Linked DNA regions of Mus musculus: region 1 is linked to region 2. A link is a loop called in an ENCODE intact Hi-C map of the cell type or tissue named here. Cell type or tissue: heart. All regions are shown on one strand.

Region 1 (5,000 bases), 86 kb before region 2:
ACACACAGCACATCATGAGGAATCACGGTGCCATCCTGCAAGCTTTTTCTTCATGGCCTCAGTGCCCCACATTGTCACCAAGAAAAAAGTGTGTGATTTTTTTTTACTTCAAATATTTTATACGTGTTCTTCAAAATTTGCAAGGAAAGCTATTAAGTCTTGGCTGACGCATCATTAAAAGCTAATTTTTAATGGGAATGGAACCTATATAAAACTCTCCACACTAATCAAAATGGATTATGCAGAACATATGGCTGATAGTTAAACAGGTTAAAACTGAAAGCAAACTTCACTTTCTGTGTAAAGACACTTTGATTCTTTCTGTACTGTTGAGTCAAATTACCACTTACTTGGCAATCTCTCCCATGAGCTGCCCAGAAGGTCCCCAGGGATCATCATTCGTTGCTTCTCGAACCTTAGACTCAATCTCTGAGTAATTCATAACCACATTGGTGCTGCAGAGGGAAAATGCACATGTGCATGTGCACACACACACATATAGATACATAAAGATTAGCATCAAAACTGAGCAACACATGAAAACTAAATGATACTAACGTATGTCTTAATGAGCCACATCTATGGAGTGGGGGGCAGCTCTGCTCACAGGCTACTCCAAAGACACGACATTACACACTTAAGTTATCTTAAGAATTTAGCTTTCAAGAATGCAGAGGAATGTCATCAGCCCTGGCCCAAGTCCAGGAGACATGGTCTGATCTCAAAGACAAACGGACACGCTCAAGTCTATCACAGAGCCAGGATGTTCACCTTCTCTCTGCCCGTGCTTTACAAGAGGTCGGGTTTGTGTTTATAGGAATTCTGTTCTCTTACACTAAATTACAGTGGACAATTCTGTGTGACATTTAAAAAAGACATAACACAAAGAGAATATTCTACAACTGTTTAAAACTATTACCAACATTTCCTTCTGTATCAGTGTTTTTCTCTAACAAAAACTTAATTATTAGTTATTGTAAACCTCACACCTTCACTGGCTACATAATATTTTACTGGGAAATGATATTTAACTTTTCCTTGAGACTTCTAGTTTTTTGACAAGAACATGGGAGACAGAAAACCTGATTCCAACCCCATTTCATGAAGCAGTTTTGTTTTAACCTTGGTTTCAACTGTAGACTGGGAAGAGGCTCTGTACACCTCAAAAGACAGCATAGAAACTGGTGCTGCTCTCCTGCCTGACAGACAGGTGATGCTCAGTTAATAACTGAGAGCCATCCTATAGCAAGAAAGAACGCTTTCAAAGGGTAAGACACAAGACAGCAAAACACTTGATTTTTTTTTTTTAAACAGCCATGTGTATGGGATCTGAAGGAAGAAAAGCCATAAAAATGTGAGTTCATCTGATGTATATAGTTCCCATTACTACTGAATGTGTGTTCTAACAGATGAACACAGCAACACAAAATCAAAACTAATAAATGAGTGAATAAAATCAGATTTAGATAGCTACTACTCATATATCCTCCCTTCTTTTGCTATGTGGCTTTTTAAAAGTCATCAAAAGTTGTTTTCTAAATACGGAAGGATCAAGGCTCAGCGCTTTTAGACCTTGTCTGCTGCCATTCGTTCCTTCAAGGAGTTTAGCTTAGTTAAGTCACTGACAAACAGATCCACATCAGCACTGAGACAGTCACATATAGACAGTTGGTCAGGTCACAGAACAAACAGTGCAGCTCCTACACCGACACCCACAACAGGACTCTACCAAGAAAAGTGTCCCCTGAATGCCAGGGACACCCCCTCCAACTGCACAACTAATGCGATAATATAACTAAAAGTTATTTCCTTAGGAACCCACAACTTTTGGGGCTCTTGAAGACTTTTAATGAATTTTCCTAATATTCCAGAGATGATTCTGTTGACAACAATTTATATATAAATAATGGTGTTGCTCTTCTCCTTAATTTTTATCAACAATGGAAACAAAATGAAGGCAAGCCAGCCAAAACCAGATCTACAATTTAAGATAATACAAAATGATGGATCTGACACTTTTGTTTATTCTGGTGGCTAAAGACTGCATGGTTGTGGGCAGCTAAAAGCATTCAAACGTAGCTGGGAAGATGAACCACACCAAACAGGGTTATAATCCACCCTTGCATTTTGTCACAGAGATCTCCACTATAAGATGAAGGCGCCTGTACTCCATGTCCATGAAATATTTTCACCAGAGCATTCAGCAATGCTAGGGCTCTTGGAACACTGCTTTCCTTGTTCAAGCTACAAAGGCCCGAGGGTCAAATGAGAGCCCTTTAAAGGCTCGTAGCTGAAGGCCTGTGTGTTGGGGCGGTGAGTGTTTAGGAGAGATGGCAGAGATCCAGAAGTTTAAGAATTTCCTCATTTCCTTAACTGAGAAACAAAAGGAGCCATTAAAACATACCGTTGGGTATAAAGGACATCCACAGAAGGATCATATGCTGTTACCAGGACAGCAAAAACCTAATACTTTCATGAGAATGCTGTTTTAAAGCTTTTTTTTTCCTTCTTCAATAAAACTGCTGCTTTCAAAAATGATCAAAAAATGAAGTTGATATCATAAAGAACTCTAGATTAAAAAAAAAAAAAACTTTTTAAAGCTTCATTAAGCCAGAAACAACCGTAACAAACAACAAAGAACCCTGTGTAGCACAGCCTTATTCCATTTCCATTTTAAAGCACCGATTTCTAAAAAGGTAAATAGAGCTTTTGACCCGCTGTTGTTTGGATAGCCTCAATCTTGGACCTATTCTTGACATCAATAACCTTCTAAAAATGAAAAAAAATTCCCTTTAAAAATAAAAATTAAAAACAATTAAAAAAATTTACTTCCCTGTAGCTTAATTCTAAATCTTCCCAGGTCTGGGAGAGATTTGTGTCCTTGTTGATTTCAGTCACTAGAGGGGGCCCTGTAATCAATTTTTGGACACACAAACTCCAAAGAAATGTCTGAACTTGGCTTTGCTGAAGAGCAGGAAAGCAGGCTTCCCAGCACTTGGGCAACTGCCAATCAAGTAGTTTTTATGCTCGTAGCATAAAAGCATGCTTTACTAGAAAATATCCACAGAGCAGAAGGGAAGAAGTGTGGGCACAACTCAGGTCCAGCTGTGAACGGAGGAGCACTGCGGTAGCAAGTATTGTTCCCACTCTGTCTTTTTTCCAAATGGGGTCAAACGGGTTTGTATCTTCACAGAGCACCACCCTTCTAGTCTAAGCTTACAATTCAATGTTCTGTTATATGCAGGTGTACACATTTCACAGGAAGACAGACAGAAACAGACCCAATAACTTAGTTCCAAGCACCAATTTCAAACCATACTATTTCCTTTATACTCCCTCAATTTCCCCAGTCCACCCTGATGAGCATTCTTACACTCTAGCCACGGGAAACAATACAATCCTACTAAAGTGCACAACAAATTCTGTGTGCCAGTTGCCTCCGCTGTAACTGTCCTACAGGTTAGGACACAGGACACTCCTTACACTTGTGATGGTCTTTGGTTTGGATAGTTAAGTGCTGCAGCATAGTAACTGAAGTTTGCACCCAGTGCTGTGGGAATAAGCCACGGGACAAATGCAAATGCCCACAACTGGAACAACACTAAAACCAGTCCTGAGGAGGAAATGTCACCTCTTAAAGCATTGGACTCCTCAAGAACTTCTAAAGGACAGCTGAAAATCCAGTTTTGAAACAGTTTCGCTCCCTGATAAATACCAATCTTCATACTGGCATAGTCACACTCCTGGAACACTTGTGAGACAGAGTTATCAGGATCAAGAGGTTGAGGGCAGCCTGCACTATGTGACAAGCCCCTGTCTCAGGCCACAATCTCTCTAAATGCTGCAGCACTCTAGTGAATACAGGACATCAAGGGCAACAGGCATTGTTCTGCCCAAGGGAACTTCTGTTGAAATCTTGTCTCAGTCACTGACTTTTATTTTTGGTTTGGTTTTTAGCATATATTAAATACAAAGTGTCTGATGAAGAAGAAAAAAGTGGAAGCTAGAAAGATGGCTCAGATGTTAACAGCACTTTCTGCTCTTACTGAGGACGGCTCAGTTCCCAATGCTCATGTTGTGCAGTCCATGCACAAGCTCCTGGAACTCCAGTTACAGGGAGCCTGATACCTTTTTCTGACCTTTTCTGGCACCAAGGCACACATATAAATAAATAGTAAATCTTTTCTTTCTTTTTTTTATTGGATATTTTATTTACATTTCAATTGTTATCCTTTTTCCCGATTTCTCCTCCAGAACACCCTCCATCCCATCCCCCCCCCCCACGCTTCTATGAGGGTGTTCCTCCACCCACCCACCCACTACCACCTCCCTGCCTTTGCATTCCCCTACACTGGGGCATAGAGCCGTCCCAGGACCAAGGGCCTCTCCTCCCATTGATGCCCGACAAGGCCATCCTCTGCTACATATGCAGCTGGAGCCATGTGTACTCTTTGGTTAGTGGTTTAGTCTCTGGGAGCTCTGAGGGGTCTGGTTGGTTGATATTGTTGTTCTTCCTATGGGATTGCAAACCCCTTCAGCTCCTCCAGTCCTTTCTCTAACTCCTCCCTTGGGGACCCCATGCTCAGTCCAATGGCCGGCTGTGAGCATCCACTTCGGTATTTGTCAGGTTCTGGCAGAGCCTCTCAGGAGACAGCTATATCAGGTTCCTGTCAGCAAGAACTTCTTGGCATTCACAATAGTGTCCGAGTTTGGTGTCTGTATAAGGAATGAACCCCCAAGGTGGGGCAGTCTCTGGATCACCTTTCCTTCAGTCTCTGCTCCACACTTTGTGTCTGTATTTCCTACTGTGAGTACTTTGTTCCCGGTTCAAAGAAAGACTGAAGCATCCACACTTTGGTCTTCCTTCTTCTTGAACTTCATGTGGTCTGTGAATTGTATCTTGGGTATTCCAAGCTTTTAGGCTAATATCCACTTATCAGTGAGTGCATACCATGCGTATTCTTTTGTGACTGGGTTACCTCACCCAGAATATTTTCTAG
Region 2 (5,000 bases):
AGGGATGGAATTCACATTGTCTAGCTTGGCAGGGGTAGGTACCTCTAGCCACTGAGCTACTTCAGGAGTCCTAAGCCTTTTCATCTAAGGATTTTCTTACACAGTTGTGTGGTCTTAACCACTGCCTACTAGGGTGGGTTTTCCATCTTCTCCACATGAATACGTCCCAGGACGAGACACCTTTGAGCTTTATCTCTTTGCCTGATGGTTAGAAAAGTAGAAGTGGGGTAGCTTACTATCCACACACAGACTGTGTGACACACAGACCACTCTAATTTTCTGCTTTTTATGGGCACTGGGTATTGACCATTTCTTACTTACAGGAGCTGACTAAAGTGTTAGCCAGTGTCTGCCATGGCTGCTAAGTATTCAAAACAGGGCTGGTCTGCATTCAGGGGTTCTGTGCACACAGCAGACACACCAGATTGAAGATCTATATAAGGAGAACATATAAGAGAAGAATATAATAATTTTGTGATGTTGTTTAGCAGTTGAAATGTTTCAGGTAAATTAAAATGTGACTAAAATGAAATTTGCCTGCTTTTTAGCTTTTTGGGAGAAGGTACTAGGAAACATAGATTTCTATTTGTAACTCATGTTGATTTTTGCACTACACATTTTCAAATACTTCTTAAGATAGTTATATAGGCAGTAGAATATAGTAGCATTCTACAGGAATGGAGAAAGGGGTCTATGAATTTTGGCGATCACATCTTAAAGTGTGTGTTGGGGGGAACCAGCAAAAACATTACAAAAAGCCCAAAACCACCACCACTACCACCACCACCACCACCACCACCACCACCAAAAACCCAAACAGCACCAAGACAACAACATGAACAACCAACCTTAGGACCTCCCAGTTTATCTAGCTTGTTGGTTTATAAACATGCCTGTTTTAGGAACCACTAGAATCATACAGTATGATTATTTTTACAGACTTCCAGGTTCTACATTTTGGATTTGCTGGTTTCACAAGTCTGGGTGATACCTTGTGTTAGCTGTCGTTCATATTTATTTATTTATTCATTTATATCTATTTACTTAGCTTTGAGATAAGGACTCATTAAGTAGCTCTTGGTTGGTCTGGAACTCAGTACATGGACCAGGCTGGTTTGACCTCACAGTTCTGTTTAGGATTAAAGTGCTTAGGATCAAAGGCCTGTATCACCACCCATGGCCCTGGACATTGTGTTCTTAAAAATATCTTTTGAAATTGATATTCCCTTTTTTAAAAGATGTAGTTATTTTATGCATATGTATATCATGTGTGTACATTGCTCTAGGAGGCCAGAAAGAGGTTGTTGGGTCTCCTAGAACCAGAGTTATATATGGTAGGTTCCAGCTACCCCATAGGTGCTGGAACCCTAGCTTGTATTCTCTACAAGAGGAGCAACAACCCATAACTGCTTCACTGAACTATCTCTCTAGGCTCTGGACTATACATTTTTAATAGGCAGCCCAGTATTATAGAACACTAATCTAGTAATTAGATGAATAAATAAGTAGATAAATAAATCAATAATTAAAAACACATAGCCCAAAACCTAGGATACCCAAGATATAAGATACAATTTCCTAAACACATGAAACTCAAGAAAAATGAAGACTGAAGTGTGGACACTATGCCCCTCCTTAGAAGTGGGAACAAAACACCCTTGGAAGGAGTTACAGAGACAAAGTTTGGAGCTGAGATGAAAGGATGGACCTTGTAGAGACTGCCATATCCAGGGATCCACCCCATAATCAGCATCCAAACGCTGACACCATTGCATACACTAGCAAGATTTTATCGAAAGGACCCAGATGTAGCTGTCTCTTGTGAAACTATGCCGGGGCCTAGCAAACACAGAAGTGGATGCTCACAGTCAGCTAATGGATGGATCACAGGGCTCCCAATGGAGGAGCTAGAGAAAGTACCCAAGGAGCTAAAGGGATCTGCAACCCTATAGGTGGAACAACATTATGAACTAACCAGTACCCCGGAGCTCTTGACTCTAGCTGTATATGTATCAAAGATGGCCTAGTCGGCCATCACTGGAAAGAGAGGCCCATTGGACACGCAAACTTTATATGCCCCAGTACAGGGGAACGCCAGGGCCAAAAAGGGGGAGTGGGTAGGTTGGGGAGTGGGGGTGGGTGGGTATGGGGGACTTTTGGTATAGCATTGGAAATGTAAATGAGCTAAATACCTAATAAAAAATGGAAAAGGAAAAAAAAAACACACAATCTGGGTTTAGTGGCTGGGTATAGGCAAGGTGATCAAGAGTTTAAAAGTCACCAATTGGTGACACAACAAGTTCGAGGCCAGCCTGGGTTGTATGAATGAGACCCTGACTCAAAAAAAAAAAAAAAAGAAGAAGAAGAAGAAAGAAAGAAACAAAACAAAACAAAACAAACAAACAAAAAAAGAAAGTCAGACAAATGAACAAAACCAAACAGCCCAGTGGTTTCTGGTGTACAGCCAGGTTTGAGAACCCCTGCTAGATATGTATATATATATTTTAAAAAACATTTCCTGGCAGGGACTTTCCTGGGGAGACAAGTTGTTACTGGCAAAAGGCCACAGCACATGCTGGTCTGGGATTATATTTCATGTTACAGATCTCCAGAGGTTTTTTGTTCTGCTTGGCCTCAGAGACCTGAGGAACTTCTCAGAACTCAGGATGGGAAGGAGCCAGGCATGCTGGGAGAGTTTGGGTTTGGCTCAGCAGCCCCCTCTGCTGTCAGAATTCCAAGGTTCAGTTCAGCAGAGCCAGCAGGGGATCTGGGAGGGAAGTGAAAACAGTCGCCTATGGATGCTATGGATGCCAACGGTAACCATAGCAACGAAACCTGTTGGTACCTTGAGGGTCACAGGAAGAGAGATTGCAGACCGAGTCTTAGAGCCAAGGAAGCTGTGGAGGTCGTTTGTCCCCTGCAAGCTCCTCTAGAGAATTTGGACAAATTAATTCTTCCTGAACGTCAGTTTCCTCATCTGAGCAGGGGAATAATGAGCTGCTTGCTCTGTCAGCTTTCCACACTGGAGACTATGGCAGTCTTAGCAGAATACGGAGAGTGGAGAGTGCTTTTGTCTGGCAAATGCTGCCAGCCAGTGACTGAACCATGTGTTGAGGAAGCTTTGGTCTCTTAATTGAGGTGGATCAGCCAGTTAACAAAACAAAGGAGAGGTGTACTCAGCCACTTCCGAAAGAACAGAGTGGGCCATGTTTATAAGGGTAGTTGAGGTTGGTTTTGTGCCTGGATGAATTAAAGTCAGGAGACCGTGCTCTTATGATACATTCACTTTCTCATGTATTCAGCTATTTTTTCAAAGCTAATTTTTACAAGGAAAGATTTCATGTTCCATAGACTGGCCTCAAACTCATCTTGTAGCTAAAGATGGCCTTCTGATTCTTCTGCTTCTACTACCTGAGTGCTGGGCTTACAGGTGTGTGCTGAGAACCCACTTTGTAAAGTGCTGTTGATAGAACTCAGGCTATCATGCCCGTTAGGTAGGCAAAGTCTCTACCAACCAATGGAGCCTCCTCGACTGAGCACCTCTTGCATGGCTGAAACTGTGTGAGAAGGCATGCTAAGGCAAATTAGATGCTCTTGTTTTGCCTTTGGCTGTTGATGTATTTTGCAGGTTTCGGTTGCCAGAGATGCCTTCAGTTAGGTGTTATGGTATCTAAGACCTCAACTAGGGGACAGAATATTAACTGCTATAAGTTGGGAGTTGTTTATGTGTCAGGCACTTCTTGTGTACTATCTTGTTCAGTAATCAGAGCAGAGGAGGAAATAGAGCTGAGGTAAGAGAGCAGGAAGTGGTGGTGGTGTGTACATGCCTCTAGCCCACATGGAAAATTACTTGTTTTTGTGAAAGGCTATGAAGTTCTAGGGAAAATACATTTACTTGGGTGTGTTCATTAGCACTACCTATAATAGTGCAAGTAACTCCAAATAGACAAAATGTATAAGACCATAGCATAGCAGCACACTTTAAAGAAACTACTGTCTGAGTGGGTTTGTACATATGAATGCAGTGCCAGCAGAGGCCGGAAGAGGGCGGCAAATTCCCTTGGTATGTGCTATGGGTACTGGGAATCAAACTCTGGTCCTCTGCATGAGCAGCGTGCATCCTTAACTGTGAAGCCATCTCTAATTAGGCATGGAAGGTGGCACAGGGAGGGGAACAATTGCCCAGCGAGCTTGAGGACCTGAGTTTAAGTCCTACACAAAGCTGGGTGTGGTGGTACATGTATGTCTGTAATCCTGATATTCCTAGGGATAGAAACAGAAGAATTCCTGAATGCTTGTTGCCCATCTAGCCTGGCTTAAGCCACTGCAAACAAAAAAGAGACCCTTCATTCCTTAGAAGGCAAGGACCCAGGAGTGAGGTTGTTCTCTGGCTTCCACATGTATTGTGGCTTGTGCACACCCCATTACAAAAATCTGCAACTGCTCGAGCGCTCGCGCGCGCGCGCGCACACACACACACACACACACACACACACACACACACGGGATAAAACAGATAGAGACTATTACATCTGGCTTTAAGCAATGACAACGACAACAACAACAACACCACAATAGAAATGTGGGGTCCCGGGGACCAAACTCAGGACAAGCACTTGACCAACTGTGTTCCCTTCTACCACCCATCTGGAGTTTGATTATGACAATTTCTAAACATAGAAAGAACTTGAAAGTAGGTCACTGCCTGACGGCATCGAGCAGAGCAAGGAGCGTTGGCTGTGGGCTCTGAAGAAATGTTACTGTGAGACCAGATGTGAGAGCTAAAGGGCAAGGTCAGTAACAGCATGGAAGGAAAGTAAGACTTGTAGCTGGGGACGAGTCAAGCTGACCAGGTAAGAGAGAGGGCAGGCAGGTTCTGGGAAGGCAGTGTCTGCAGGCTATGGTTGGTGACTCCCATGAAGTGATGAATCACTCTTTTTGCCCTTATACATATCTTGTTTCTTATACAGCCCCGTGTAAGCTTTAAGTAAGATGATATC

The links. A loop is a pair of places that touch in the nucleus more often than their neighbours do. Peaks named below come from ENCODE experiments on the same cell type or tissue, not always from the same donor. Only the 100,000 strongest peaks of a DNase experiment are listed, where the experiment ranks them.
Region 1: a loop joins it to region 2, with 7 times the contacts of the local background. A loop is called at or near these places in 30 of 42 quality-filtered maps.

What each region holds. Positions count from the first base shown.
Region 1 is chr11:45,879,165-45,884,164 of GRCm38, reverse strand. It overlaps Clint1 (clathrin interactor 1), which reads right to left. Exons shown (of 12, transcript NM_001045520.4): 2 at 351-455. Among named protein-coding and RNA genes, the nearest start is that of Clint1, 30 kb to the right of the region's middle. In heart, a CTCF peak has its summit at 2,893; no DNase peak of the experiment used is centred here; H3K4me3 peaks cover 390 bases; H3K27ac peaks cover 747 bases.
Region 2 is chr11:45,793,589-45,798,588 of GRCm38, reverse strand. No RefSeq gene overlaps it. Among named protein-coding and RNA genes, the nearest start is that of F630206G17Rik, 12 kb to the left of the region's middle. In heart, CTCF peaks have their summits at 2,727 (motif pointing left) and 4,043 (motif pointing right); a DNase peak (open chromatin) is centred at 2,708.